Linked DNA regions of Homo sapiens: region 1 is linked to region 2. The links are chromatin loops, found by intact Hi-C in ENCODE. Cell type or tissue: OCI-LY7. All regions are shown on one strand. Links, peaks and the distances in the headings refer to the core of each region. The heading gives the core; the rest is flanking DNA.

What was found. Hi-C counts contacts between places; a loop is a spot of excess contacts. Peaks named below come from ENCODE experiments on the same cell type or tissue, not always from the same donor. Only the 100,000 strongest peaks of a DNase experiment are listed, where the experiment ranks them.
Region 1: a loop joins it to region 2, with 3 times the contacts of the local background. A loop is called at or near these places in 4 of 110 quality-filtered maps.

Annotation. Positions count from the first base shown.
Region 1 is chr18:32,767,324-32,771,712 of GRCh38, reverse strand. It overlaps KLHL14 (kelch like family member 14), which reads left to right. Exons shown (of 9, transcript NM_020805.3): 2 at 1,079-2,068. The coding sequence starts at 1,122. It overlaps LOC105372055 (a long non-coding RNA gene), which reads right to left and starts at 1,037. Exons shown (of 2, transcript XR_935342.4): 1 at 1-1,037. In OCI-LY7, for the core only: a CTCF peak has its summit at 1,824; a DNase peak (open chromatin) is centred at 1,722; H3K4me3 peaks cover 1,872 bases.
Region 2 is chr18:32,918,426-32,922,814 of GRCh38, reverse strand. It overlaps LOC107985186 (a long non-coding RNA gene), which reads right to left and starts at 3,412. Exons shown (of 3, transcript XR_001753401.1): 1 at 3,237-3,412; 2 at 1,191-1,226. In OCI-LY7, for the core only: CTCF peaks have their summits at 2,588 and 2,793; a DNase peak (open chromatin) is centred at 2,814.

The sequences.
Region 1 (4,389 bases), core at 107-4,106, 150 kb after region 2:
GTGCCCGGGAGGGGAAACCGTGCACACGAATCCCTCCCGGCCTCCAGGCCTCCCGGCTCCCTCTCCAAACGCGTCCTCGCAGCCCCACTTCCTCCCCCTGAGTCCTCGGTGCCGCCCCTCGCTGGAAGGGGAGATTGATGCCTGAACTTCCGCGCTTTGAAATGAGCGAGACGGGGGAGAGGGGGCCACCGGGTGGGGGTGGCGGTGGTGGAAGGATTCTCCTGCCAGGTTTAAAGCCATCTCTGGAAAATTAGCCAAACTGAGTGGTGACGGGGAAGCCAACAGTTTGCGAAGCGGGGAAGCGGGCAGGGCCAGGTTGAGGGAAATGAGCTCGAATTGATAAGGACAGCTCCCGCCTCTGCCGATTCCACTGAGCGGGTCCTCACCGCGCTCCGCTGCACTTTCCCGGGAGAAGAAAGGGCTTTATCTCCTCCCTCAGACTATTAGCCTAGGAGTTTCTCGGGGCAGCATGGATAATCGAAGGGGGTCCCAGCTTTTGGAGAGCTAAGATTCGCACACCCCGCACGCTGGTCGGGCCCCTGTTCCTACCCCCTCCCCCAAACTGGGCCAACTGCGAAAAGCAAAGCTTCGGGCACAAGTTGACCTGGAACCTTCGCCGTCGGTCGCCTCTGAGCTTTCAGGGCACCCCCGGCTCCCCACTTCCCGGCCTTTCCCTTCATCTGGCCCGGCATGGACACGAGCCCACGAGGTGCCTCGGCCTCAGCCGCCACTTTGCCGTCGCTGCTGCCACTGCTGTTGCTGCCAACAGCCGAGCTGAGGTGGTTGGTTTTAGGAAAGTGAGGGACGAAGTGTGTGGGAGGTGGCGAGAGGAGCCGCAGGGCGCAGAACCGGCGCCGGGACCCCAGACAGGGCCCTTCTGGTGGCGCTCACGGATCCAGCGTCTTCGGACTTTCCTCCTAGGGTCGGGGTCCGGAGCGCGCCAGGAGGGAGTCAAGCTGAGCCTTGATTCTTGTTCTTCGCCCTCCCCTCCCCTCCACACCCTTCCCCACCCCGACCACACCCCACCCGCTCCACCACCCTGCTCCCCTCCCTCCCATCCCCCACCCCTGTCTGCCAGGTTGGAGGAGGGTTTAAAGCCAGGTGCACCGAGTCAGCTCGCCATGTCCAGATCCGGGGACAGGACCTCCACCTTCGACCCCAGCCACAGCGACAACCTGCTGCACGGCCTCAACCTGCTGTGGAGGAAGCAGCTGTTTTGCGACGTGACCCTGACGGCCCAGGGCCAGCAGTTCCATTGCCACAAGGCCGTGCTGGCCTCCTGCTCGCAGTACTTCCGATCGCTCTTCTCCAGCCACCCCCCTCTCGGGGGAGGGGTCGGCGGCCAGGACGGCCTGGGGGCCCCCAAGGACCAGCAGCAGCCGCCGCAGCAGCAGCCGTCACAGCAGCAGCAGCCGCCGCCGCAGGAGGAGCCCGGGACTCCTTCTTCCTCCCCCGACGACAAGCTGCTGACCAGCCCCCGGGCCATCAACAACCTGGTGCTGCAGGGCTGCTCGTCCATCGGGCTGCGCCTGGTGCTCGAGTACCTCTACACGGCCAACGTGACCCTGTCCCTGGACACGGTGGAGGAGGTGCTGTCGGTCAGCAAGATCCTGCACATCCCCCAGGTCACCAAGCTCTGCGTGCAGTTCCTCAACGACCAGATCTCGGTGCAGAACTACAAGCAGGTGTGCAAGATCGCCGCGCTGCACGGCCTGGAGGAGACCAAGAAGCTGGCCAACAAGTACCTGGTGGAGGATGTGCTGCTGCTCAACTTCGAGGAGATGCGCGCCCTGCTGGACTCGCTGCCGCCCCCCGTGGAGTCGGAGCTGGCGCTCTTCCAGATGTCCGTGCTGTGGCTGGAGCACGACCGCGAGACCCGCATGCAGTATGCGCCTGACCTCATGAAGCGCCTCCGCTTCGCCCTCATCCCGGCCCCGGAGCTGGTGGAGCGGGTCCAGTCAGTGGATTTCATGCGAACCGACCCGGTCTGCCAGAAGCTGCTGCTGGACGCCATGAACTACCACCTGATGCCCTTCAGGCAGCACTGCAGGCAGAGCCTGGCCAGCAGGTAGGAGACAACAAAGAGGAGGGCGGGGGAGGGGGGGGTAGAGCCAGAGAGGCCGGAGGGAGGGGAGGGGGCAGGGAGGAGGGAAGAGATGGGTGGCCTGGGCGGGTGGCTCTGGCAGGATGAAAACAAACGCAAACAATTCAGAGTGTGTGAGGAAAGTTGATTTCAGAGTCCCTGAAAGGTCAATAGGGAACTGGCCTAGCAGCATCCCTGAGCGCTCCAAAGCCGAGGTTCTAGATATCCCCAGAGCCGTAAACATGGGAATTGTGGACTCAGACTGAAATTGACAGGCAGATGGGGCCAAAGGCCAGGACAGTTAGAAGTGTAGCTTTGGAAGTCTCTCTAAGCCAGCTCTCCCTACAAATCTTAAGATGGGCTTGCTCAAGAAAAAGGATCCTGTGGTGAGGAATGCCCACCCCACCCCTCCTCAGTTCTGCCTTGGGTGAGCAGAAGAGCCCAGGCGATGCTTGCAAAGGAAGGCTTTCATGGTCTTGCCGTCACACACTCAAGTTGTTTCTTCATGACTGGGATCTGCTCCCTGTCGATGTCAGAACTCCAAAATGCTTTGTCTATTAGGGTCACTATTGGAAATGCTGGTATCATGTGCCCAGGCAAACTTTTCTATGTTGTGGAAAGCCTTTCCTTTTCACTTTTAAAGGAGAGTAAAGCAAGAGATTTCAGGGTGATGGGGTGAATCTTGCCTAGCAACTCCCATTTCTGAGAAGAGTGCACTTGAAAATTGGGATGGAGGAGTGGAGAGGCTTCTAGCTCCAGTTGGTCTGTGTGCCTGCTCACCAGTGACAAAGAAGTTGGAGAGTTGCTGCTGCCTCTGTTGTTGCTAGTTAGAAATGTGGCTGTGTGTGTTGCAAGTAGGATTTCAGGGGAGAGAGAAATGATGCCTTTTAAAAATGCTGCTGAGATAAAAAGGCTGTAGGAATTGACAATCGTGTTTTATTGGCTCCAATTTTAAAACCATTTTTAATGAGCCCTAGCAAAGGGTTTCTTTCTCTTTTTAGAAAAGAGAAACAGTATCCTCTCAGTTTCTCATGATAAAACATCATGATTCCAGATGCCAGGCTACTCCAGCCTAACCACCAAAGTGTTACAAAGTGTAGCAAAGTACATGGTTTGAAAATCTAGCAGGGCATTTTCCCAGTCAGAATGATGTCTAAAGAATGGGGCCCACCTTGTGCAGCCTTATAGAATTAAATGGTGTGTGTGTGTGTGTGTGTGTGTGTGTGTGTGTGTGTGTGTCATTATGTTTCCACCAGACCTAGGTAACTAAAGTTTAAAGAAATGGAAGATACTCTCTACACTTTTTTAGGCAGCTCTTGTGTTAAGGAGAGGCCAACAGGAGGCATGAGAAATCTTGAACTTGTAACAAAACCCTGTAAGTTCATTTTTCTAACATCTGTGGGAGATGAGTTAACGAATCGTGTTGTCAAAAGATGATAATAGGACAATAGAAGAAACAAGAATCCAAATCCCCGTGTGCTTTTAACAGTGAGCACAAGAGGCCAATGAGGAAAAAAACATGAAACGTATTTTTATTTTATTGGAATTTTTCGTTTGTCTAAAGATCCAAATGGCAAACTCAGTGTGATGGGCGATGGGCCTTGGTGATTAATATTCTGTGATTTAAATTTTTGTCACTTTTAAATGACCTACAAGTATACTTCATTTAGCATATATCACACATAGTCAATAATTCAGACAACACAGTTATAGTTCTGAACATACATTTACTCATACTTTTAAAAATATGTATAACACGGTATAAATTCAGAAACCCAGAGGAATAATAAAATTAAGATTTAACTTATTCTAAGAGTAATTTTGGCAGAGGAGCTTTATAAATTTGATCCAGTAAATTTCTGAAGCCCTCAATGCACTTTTATCTAACAGGTATGTCCTAAGGTTCAATGTTAGAAGAGTTGACTTTCAAAATGCAAAATCCATTTCCCACTTTAGTCAAGATTCAGCACACCAGCTAGTGCCTGCTGGCTCTGTCCTGGTGGATGGCTGAGATACCAGGCTGCCTGGCTCCGTGACGACACCCTCCAGCTTCACTGGGCCACATCATTTGAAGGATATGTAGTGGTGTCTGACCACTGAATGCTTACAAGTGTCATGGATGCTGCAAGAATCTGATACTTCTGCAGTAGGAAGAAAACTGTATTTTCTTTTAAAAGAGAAAGATATAGAAAAGCAAATAGTTCATGCGAACCTATCATTGACCTCAAAGTAATATAATTTAGGTTTTATTCCTTTATTAGTAAAGGTAGCATTTTGAATTTTACAGACTAATTACATTATTTTAA
Region 2 (4,389 bases), core at 296-4,295:
CATGTGGACAAACACTTTCAATTGGCAATGAAACATTTGTTCATCCATTTATTCATCCATTCAATAAATATTTATTGAGCAACTATAATTTGTCATTTATTGCGCTAGGTTCTCAAAGTTAAAGGAGAATTTATTAGCAAACACTGTGATTTTAAAAAATCACGAGCTCCTTATCACCGGTGGGTTTGTAGCAGATACTGGATGACTATCTGTGAGTGGTATTATAGAAGGGAGAACTTCCGTCTCCCTGCGAATCACACTCTCTGATTTTTTTTTTTTTTTTTTTTTTTTTTTGAGGCTGAGTCTCGCTCTGTCACCCAGGCTGGAGTGCAGTGGCGAGATCTCGGCTCACTGCAAGCTCTGCCTCCCGGGTTCACGCCATTCTTCTGCCTCAGCCTCCTAGTAGCTGGGACTACAAGGCGCCCGCCACCATGCTCAGCTAATTTTTTTTTCTTTTTCTTTTTTTTTTTTTTGTACTTTTGAGATGGGGTTTCACCACGTTAGCCAGGATGGTCTTGATCTCCTGTCCTCGTGATCTGCCTGCCTCTCTGATTTTAATGTGCACAAGAATCACCCGAAGCTTGTGCAATTGTACATCCTAATGCAATAGATCTGGGCTGAAGCCTCAGATTTTGCATTGCCAAGTTCTCAGGTGATTCAAATTCTGCTGCTCCATGGGCCACACTTTGATTAGCGAGACACAGATCACTGCCTCTCCAGTATTCTATGATTTTAGTGGGAATTCTGTGTCATCTCAGATGCCTTCTCTTGCCTTTCAGATAAAGAAACAAAATTAGAAGACATTTTCTTGTCATATATCCATCAGTAAAAGTGATAGAGCATGCAGCTGGCTTGGAGTCCAGCTCTGCATCCCACCTTCCTACTACAGTCAGATTAAACACATTCAGAATATAAACTGCAAACCATGGGAAAAGGATGTGCAGTAGTGCCCCTTATCCATAGTTTCACCTTCGTCTGTTACGGTAACCCGCAGTCAACTGCAGTCCAAAAATGTTGAATGAAAAAGTCCAGAAGCAAACAATTCGTATTTAAATCATATTTAAATTTAAAAATAATTCATTTTAAATTGTGCACCATTCTGAGCAGCGTGATGAAATCTCTTACACCATCCCACACAGGACATGAATCATCCCTTTGTCCAGCATATCCATGCTTTCTAGGCTACCCACCTATGAGTCACTTAGCAGCTGTCTTGGTTAACAGACCTACAGATCAAAGAAGAAAAGTGAGTACAGAACAATAAAATATTTTGAGAGCGAGGAGACCACAATCGTATAACTTTTATGATGGTAGATGGTAATCGTTATATTATTGATGTTAATCTCTTCCTGTGTCTAACTTATAAATTAAACTTTATCATAGGTATGTATGTATAGGAAAAAAAACATAGTATATATAGGGTTCTGTACTATCTGCACTTTCAGGCATCTGCTGGGTGTCTTTGCAAGTATCCCCCTTGGATAAGGGAAGACTACTCTACCAGTGTCCGGTCCACTCTCCAAGTCTGAGTTCATAGCTCCCCTCCTTGGGCTTCCCTCAGACCTAATCTCGTCTTCTATCAGCACTTTGCATACTGCTCACTATCCAGTACTGACTTTGTTTTGTTTGCCCCACAAATGTGACATTTGGTGCTTTTTTCCCAGGTTCAACCTTAGAGTATTACAGCAATGACCTTAGTACCTGCCCTATTAATTGTCCCACTGTAAGGACTCAGGTCTCTCAGTAAACATCTTTACCCTTCAGTTCAGAGTCAATCTCCCTGAAACTGTTTTCTGCCACAAGGGTCATCCTGTCTTGTGCGGGGATTAGGCAAATAGAGGGTGTTGCAATGAATTTGTCATCTCAGGGAACCCAGAATACTCTCAGGTTTCCAGAAATTATTAGAAAGGCAGAGTTCATCCAGGATAATTTCTAGATACTGTCTATCTTTCTTCTTTAAGTAAAAGCTAAAAGGAGAATGTTGATAGAACTGATATTAGAGATTCATCTGCTAATAATAGTTGCAATCTCCAGAAAAACTGGGATTCCATTTAGTTTACCTTCTGAGGTAACTAAATGTTTACAAGCATAGAGACGTATTCTATTTTACAGGCAAAAGTTCCAAATCTTCTCTATCAAAAATCCATTCTTAGGTGTTTCTGTACAGTTTTGATAAATTTGACTACTAATTAAGTAAATTGAAAAAAAGACAGCAAGAAGACATATAATCATTGGAAGAAACTGGAGAGGTTTGAGTAAGTATAAGCAAATTCTTGACCCATTTTAAACAATATCACTCAATTTTTGCAACACATATTCAAGTTTAGCAACAAAGAGAGGTGAGCTGTTCCATCTCATATTTATGTTCACCATCTATAAACTCCCATAGAGTTTCTATTGGAAATTGCCCCCACTAATAACTTGATGAATTCTATTAATTCTATTAATTTGCCACATATTAGACTTCCTTCCCAGAAAAATTATAAACTTCTTACAGACAGGAAATATGTTTTTTCTTTTGCATTCTCTTCAGTGCTGTGTACCTACTAGGGACTTAAAGAATGTTTGTTGTTTGATTATTGAAGTTAATATAAATATTTTACCGGCAAAAATAATATTATACCTGTTTTCTATTTGGTAAGGAGTGAATCTGTTGCAACTGGTGCTAAGGAGGCAGGGAAACTGTAAACATGGCAGAGATCTCTTGGACTACTGTTTTGAATTCTAGAAAGAAGGGCGGGGCAGATATTCTCGGGGGTAGATGTGTCAACCCCCTGCCATTAGAGGGAGTAAGAGCAGAAGGAAACTGAGCAGGCCTTTACTGTCTCTCATTTCACCACATTGCCCCTGGTGGCCCACTGCTTCAGAACTACCATGATATCTACCTGTACCTAAGAACAAAATGATGTGAGGACACCTTGTTGCTAAGATATTCAGCCAAAAAGACAGGTGTGTGTTGCATGGACCATGTTTGTGTGGTGATAATTTGAAATACTTCATAATGAACAGCCATATGACTTCCTTTTTCTCTTTCCAGATATAAAGTTGTGCCACTCTCTTTCCCATATTCCTCTTCTCTGGCTCCTCAGTCATCACTAAGAGGTCTCTGCCTCTGTCTGGGTCCTGGGCTCTGTGATGGCTAATTTTATGTTTTACCTTGGCTGGGCCCTGGTGCTCAGATATTTGGTCAAATGTCATCTGGTGTTTCTGTAAGAGTGTTTTTGGGTAAGACTTACATTTAAATCAGTGGCCTTTGAGTAAAGCAGATTTATCTCCATTTTGTACGTGGGCCTCATCCAATCAGATGAAAGTCTGAAAAGACCAAAGACTGGCCTTCCCAGAGCAAGAGGGAATTCTCCAGCAATTGGCCCTGAGACTTGAACTGCAACATCAGGTCTTTCCTGGATCTCCAGCCTGCAAGCCTACCATGGAGATTTAGGACGTGTTAGCCTCCATAATCACATGAGCCAATTCCTTAAAATAAATCTCTCTTTATATGTATATACACTTCCTGTTGGTTCTGTTTCTCTGGAGAACCCTGATGAATGCAGCTTCTTTCACTGTGATATTTGGAAGTTGATTCTTTCTCACATGGCCACAACAGTCACAAAACATTAAAAGAAAAACCATCCAATGGAGAAGACTCTGACATAAAATTTGCCTGTCCCCAGTTTCTGAAAAGACTTAAGCACAGTGCCAACGAAGGAAGCAGCTGAATAAACTGGAGTTTTCTGTTTCTCTGACAGTACACTTCTCAAGCAGGACTCGGTAGTACATGAGTTAAACTTCCGCTTCATCCATCTGCCAGGACATAAAGGCTGTTCTGTTAAAGTTGGTAAGAAACGAAAGAGTGAAAGGAAAGACAGTTCAGTTGATAAGAGTGTCATGGAAAATAGCTGACGCTCTGTAAGTAAAGAAGATGGAACTGAAAAAGTGTGCAACAGCAATCAAATGTATCAGATCTTAACTACTACCTGAAAACAGGCATGACAGAAGCTGCAGCACTGGCATAGGAAAGCTAGAAGTTCATCAATGACTCTCTCTTACAGCATCCTATTCAAGTTTTTTTAACTTGATTTTTGTCCAGCACTAAATAGAAAGATCTGGAAGAGTAGTGTTTGTTCATGTTTACAGGCTGTCAAAGCAATCATTTTTCCGGGTGATCATACTCTCAAAAACCTTTTTTTCTCCCTTCAGGTAAAGATTATGATTGACTATAAAATAGCAATAGAGAAAAGATCAAATTCCAACCACTCCTTTTTTTCAATAAGAAAACTTGAGATTTCCTCTACCAAAATTGAAGTCTCCCCATAGTTTTTTTTTTAGTAGATCTTAGACTTTTGTCAGCAAGCCTATTCACAGTTTCAGAAACCATGAAATCCTTAGTCT